2 separate regions of the Homo sapiens genome follow, and region 1 is linked to region 2. A link is an interaction called in ENCODE POLR2A ChIA-PET data of the cell type or tissue named here. Cell type or tissue: OCI-LY7. All regions are shown on one strand. Each heading gives the region's core, and the rest is flanking DNA. Links, peaks and the distances in the headings are about the cores only.

What was found. ChIA-PET counts read pairs that join two places held together with the same protein. Peaks named below come from ENCODE experiments on the same cell type or tissue, not always from the same donor. Only the 100,000 strongest peaks of a DNase experiment are listed, where the experiment ranks them.
Region 1: POLR2A ChIA-PET joins it to region 2 with 6 read pairs; 1 of 35 experiments calls an interaction of 5 or more read pairs at or near these places.

What each region holds. Positions count from the first base shown.
Region 1 is chr6:63,684,260-63,687,187 of GRCh38, forward strand. PHF3 (PHD finger protein 3) reads left to right here. Exons shown (of 16, transcript NM_001370348.2): 4 at 1-1,652. Among named protein-coding and RNA genes, the nearest start is that of PHF3, 50 kb to the left of the region's middle. RefSeq lists an enhancer at 1,349-1,718. In OCI-LY7, for the core only: no CTCF peak of the experiment used is centred there; a DNase peak (open chromatin) is centred at 1,412; H3K4me3 peaks cover 1,897 bases; H3K27ac peaks cover 2,500 bases.
Region 2 is chr6:62,390,156-62,393,083 of GRCh38, forward strand. No RefSeq gene overlaps it. Among named protein-coding and RNA genes, the nearest start is that of KHDRBS2, 110 kb to the left of the region's middle. In OCI-LY7, for the core only: no CTCF peak of the experiment used is centred there; a DNase peak (open chromatin) is centred at 1,416; H3K4me3 peaks cover 1,174 bases; H3K27ac peaks cover 2,499 bases.

The DNA of each region.
Region 1 (2,928 bases), core at 159-2,658, 1.3 Mb after region 2:
CAGGTTAAAGAAGAAGTATGTATGTCACTGAAACCTGAGTACCATAAGGAGAATAGAAGGTGCAGCCGAAATAGCGGACAAATTGAAGTGGTACCTGAAGTATCAGTGTCTTCAAGTCATTCTTCAGTGTCATCTTGTCTTGAAATGAAGGATGAAGATGGATTAGATTCTAAGCATAAGTGTAATAATCCGGGAGAAATAGATGTGCCATCTCATGAATTAAATTGTTCACTTCTTTCAGAGACTTGTGTTACTATTGGAGAAAAGAAAAATGAAGCTTTGATGGAATGTAAAGCCAAGCCTGTTGGTAGTCCATTGTTTAAGTTTTCAGATAAAGAAGAACATGAACAAAATGATTCCATTTCAGGTAAAACGGGTGAGACTGTTGTTGAAGAAATGATAGCAACAAGAAAAGTTGAACAAGATTCAAAGGAGACAGTAAAATTATCCCATGAAGATGACCATATTCTTGAGGACGCTGGATCTTCTGATATTTCTAGTGATGCTGCTTGTACAAATCCAAATAAGACAGAAAACAGCCTTGTAGGTTTGCCTAGTTGTGTAGATGAAGTGACTGAATGTAATTTGGAATTGAAGGATACCATGGGTATTGCTGATAAAACTGAGAACACCCTTGAAAGAAATAAAATTGAACCGTTGGGTTATTGTGAAGATGCGGAGTCTAATAGGCAGTTGGAGAGCACTGAGTTTAATAAATCAAACTTAGAGGTGGTTGATACTAGTACTTTTGGACCGGAAAGTAATATCTTGGAAAATGCTATTTGTGATGTGCCTGACCAAAATTCAAAACAGTTGAATGCTATAGAAAGTACTAAAATAGAGTCCCATGAAACAGCAAACCTTCAGGATGACAGAAACAGCCAGTCAAGTAGCGTTTCTTACTTAGAGTCAAAAAGTGTAAAATCCAAACATACAAAACCTGTAATTCATTCTAAGCAAAACATGACCACAGATGCTCCGAAGAAAATTGTTGCAGCAAAGTATGAAGTAATACATAGCAAAACTAAAGTTAATGTCAAAAGTGTGAAACGAAATACTGATGTACCAGAATCTCAGCAAAATTTTCATAGGCCAGTCAAAGTCAGAAAAAAACAAATTGATAAGGAGCCAAAGATTCAGAGTTGCAATTCTGGGGTTAAATCTGTGAAAAACCAAGCTCATTCTGTACTGAAAAAAACATTACAGGATCAAACTTTAGTACAAATTTTCAAGCCCTTAACTCATTCTTTGAGTGATAAGTCACACGCTCATCCTGGTTGCTTGAAAGAACCTCATCATCCTGCACAAACTGGACATGTATCACATTCTAGCCAGAAACAGTGTCATAAGCCTCAGCAACAGGCCCCAGCAATGAAAACCAATAGTCACGTGAAGGAAGAGCTTGAACACCCAGGCGTTGAGCATTTTAAGGAAGAGGATAAACTGAAACTGAAAAAACCTGAGAAGAACCTACAACCCCGCCAAAGAAGAAGCAGCAAAAGTTTTTCTTTAGATGAGCCACCATTGTTCATTCCAGATAACATAGCTACCATAAGAAGAGAAGGCTCTGATCATAGCTCCTCATTTGAAAGCAAATATATGTGGACTCCCAGCAAGCAGTGTGGGTTTTGCAAAAAACCACATGGCAACAGGTGTGTGTGTATGTGTGTATGAGTGATGTGTACATTGAAAATAAATTGCTTTTTTGGGGGTGGGATTAATGTGAGAATTGTTTTAAAGACATTATTTGATACACAGAGACCTGTGCAAAAACAAAAAGCTTCATCAGTCTTGGATAAATGATAGAAAGATGGATCTACTGAATTTACAAATATATCATCCTAGAACATTTAAAAAAGCATAGTCTGGCCAACAGCTGACATACATGGAAATATTTTGTCATTGTCACAGGTTAGACAGTGTAATTTAGCCACTGCATCTGCAAAAAAGCCAAACACTTCCTGGTAATTGGAAAATTGTTATACTGCTTTGGGTCTGTAAGTTATATATTAATTCATTTGGTGTGAGAAGAACTAGTAATAAAGTATGAAGGTCATAATGGAAATTCTATTTTTCTTTTGAAGTTTTTTTTTTTCTTAAAATGAAACATATTAAAGAACACCATTTCATAACTATCAAACTTTATCTTGCAGTGAAATTTGACAGCTAAACAATTGTTAGATTACCCAGGTCAACATGAAATAGAGTGAAAAACGTATTTCTTTTTTTGAATGTTTTAAATAATTTTTTGTGAATTCTAGTCTTTTTAAAATTTGAGATGATTTTAGCACTGACTTTCATCATTCTTTCTAGTATTCAGTGATTTGTAGTTTTATGACACTGCACCCCTCAATCCCCAATGTGTTTTTTGTTAGCTTTTTAAGAAAAGGAAAGCAAGAGATGAAGTGGAGTTTGCAGCTACCAGATTATTCTGTTCAAGTGTTCATATTGCTGTTGGAACTTCTTTCAATGCTGATATGATAAAAGAACATTATAATTTGTATATTATATTCTTCTTATCCTTATTCATGAAAGTGTGCTAGAGTGATTTTTCCCAGCACTATCTTAGTACATAAAAATGAAGCTCTTTAGGGAGGGACAATTTAGTAAAGTGTGTTGTAACATATTATTTTGGTGGTGTTAGGGTGATTGGGGAGATCGGAAAGGAGATGTTGGGGCTATTGTGTAAAATAAGTTTTATGTCAAAGTATTTCTTCATTTGTGATCCAGCCCGTGGCCTATTTTTAGCGTCAAGGGTTAGTTTATAACAATATATTCCAGTTTTTAAAAGTTGTCACTTGTTTGAATACAGTGCTACATTCACTGTCACTTACATGCTCTTAATTATATGGTTTTTTTATTTAAAACACCTTACTCAGCCAGGCGCAGTCGCATGCCTGTAATCCCAGCACTTTGGGAGGCTGAGGT
Region 2 (2,928 bases), core at 163-2,662:
ACTAAACCTATAATTATCTAACTAAAACATTGCATCAGTAAAATATATCCCATTATCAGATAAATGACACTAGTCAGGCAGTCCTTCACATATCAAAAGGATTTATTCAGTGTATGCTATAATCACAGTTTATAATATGGTTCTTAATTCCATTATTAATAAGATAGGGTGTTATTGCTTATTTATGTTCACTTTGATTTAATGTTCATAAGAAGCACTTGCTTTTAAAAATGACCTGAAGTTCAAGTATGGTAATGGCTGTCCATTTGCAATTTCAAAGGTACAGAGACCATATCCAAATAGCCACTAACTTATTGAAACATGCATTTAATAATCCAAAAGCCATCACTATCATTAAGTATGTCATAAGTCTTATAGTTTTCCCTATGTTTACTCAGAGCTACACCTGCACACAGAGGTGGAGCCCAATGATGGAAATAACTGACTCATATGATTACTTACAGGTTGGACTCAGAAAGTGAGTCATAATATGCCTCATGGATGGCCAGATAATTTAGCTCAAATTGAGCTTTCTCATCTCTAGTTGCTACACATACTAGTCCTGGCTTCCTACTGTTGTTATTTCCTAGTTGTTATTTCCTCAAAACATACTTCCTTCTGGCATTTGCTCTTGTTTCCAGTGAAGCAAAGATGTGAGCATTTGTTTAGTGTCAGAATATTGACCGCCTCCCAGGACATCATTATCATAGGATTTTTTGTTTCATTTAGTACTGATTATAGTACCCAAAGCCCTTGGCAAATTATTTTCAAAAGAACCATATCATTTTATTGTGAAAGTAAGGTTTTATACCATAGTTGGAAGATACTCTTAAAAAATGCAACACTAAAAGGAAATGGCTAAGTAGCTGACAATTTCCTCTCAGACACTATTGCTTATGTTTTATTAACTTAAAAAAGACTTTCTTCTAATCTGGTTCCACATTATAAATGAGACAAAATTAAGAAGTGGTTGTGACTCTCAAGGTCACAAAGTTTGTATTTCCTCCTTGGTCACATGGCAGATAGCTAATGGCCATTCAAACACCAAAGCCACTCTCTTGTTTCTTCTGATATGAGGTTAACAGCATGCTAAAACAGAATTATCTTCCTCTGTCTCAGTTTCTTGATTCCTATTTTTGTCACCTCACTAATCAATAGAGTGGTGAGAGAGCCACTGAGATAGTAAATCAAATGCTAATGTCCCTTTTTGATTTGCCAGGTTAGATTGTTTATCACTTCTAAGTGGTTGGTTTTTGGCATTCTATATAAACTTTGAATTACTTACTGAAAAAAAAAAACTGTAAGATGCTGCAAGCAGCAGGTATTTCCTCTTACTTTTTTTCTGAGACATAACAATTGCATACTCTAGACTGTAAGTATCAATGATGGAACAGAAACAGAGTTGTCCTAAGAGAGACAACCACACACACCTGAAATCCGACTTTAGAACATGTTTCAGTCTCAGTTCCTGCTCTTTTCAATGAATAATTAAAGCGCATCAAGCATCAAATTGTATGTCTTTATTTTTGATGGTAAGTAGTTCAGATGAGTTCCTCCATAATGAAATCAACACATAATTTTCAATGTTCTCAAAAACATTTATTCACAAACCAATATATTATATGTTTTCCAAAATCCAAGTCCCATATCTGAGTTTGCTTGAAACCTTTAGAGGTAGGTCCTCCCACCATCTCACCAATTGCACTTTCACGTGGTGGACACAACCATGATATATATTAGGAAAGGCATTGATCTTGAAGTGGACTCAGCTTCAAGTTCCACTACTAAAATGTACTACCTATGTGGTTTGAAAAAAATGTGAGTATTATTTGCAAGTCTCAATTCCTTCTTTGTAGAATAGTAAAATCATTTACCTTACAAGGTTATTTGGGAGATGGAATGATGTGAGACAGTGTGCTCTGTAATTAGTTTTATATTTGAGAAAGTTAAGGTCTGTTAGAATAGAATTCAATGTACAAATAATCTCATTACCATGGAGTTTTAGCTACAAATGTAGGGATGAATTGATAATTAGCATATATTATTTGATGATTATAGTTTTCTAAGAAAAACAAACCTTCTTTAGTACTAAAATGTCTCTGTTTGCTTTTGCATTTTTTTTTGTATATAGTGATAATCAGAGCATTGTTGAAAACTAACAACTCCCAATACTGAGAAAGATCCCATGCAGTCATCATGAGAGAATTTCATCTCCAGCTTTGCCTCTCTCAGCAGTAAGCCATTAGCTCTGGGAATAGAGCCGACAGTAATTTAAGATGGTGTCATATCACTGGGGCCACTTTTTGGAAAATTATAGGATGTTGTGTTCCATTTGTGTCAAATTTGGTGTGAAGGGATGTCAGAAATGCGACTGTTGTTACCAGAAAACCGCTTTTCTGCTCTTTGACAATGAGAAAACCAGCCATGTTTCTTAGAGACATAGATATGGTGATGACAATCTGTCAGTCTGAGGAGCTCAGAAAGTACTACAAAACCAAAAATAGTATATTTTTCTTCACTTTGATTTACACTTCTGAAGACTTTTCCTTTGCTTAACCACTGGTGTGATTTATTCAAGAGTTACAATAAATGTAATACACTTTTTAATTTACTCTGCCTAAGTCTTTCTAATTAGATAGTTACAACTACTAAAATATTCACATGGAGAGTAATCATTCAAAGAGCTTTCACAGGAAGCAATTGTAAGATGCCTATATTTTGTGTAATTACATAGCTCATTCTTTGTCTTTCGCAAGAGAATTTTGTATGGGATAATAACTTCAGAATATGATATTAATATAACTGATGCCAGAGTTATTACCAATCTTAATTTGCACCTTTCATGCTACTTTGAATATTTTATTTATGCTGAAATGTCAACTATGCATCTGAAAATGGCCCAAAAGGAACCTTAGCTATCCAACTCTT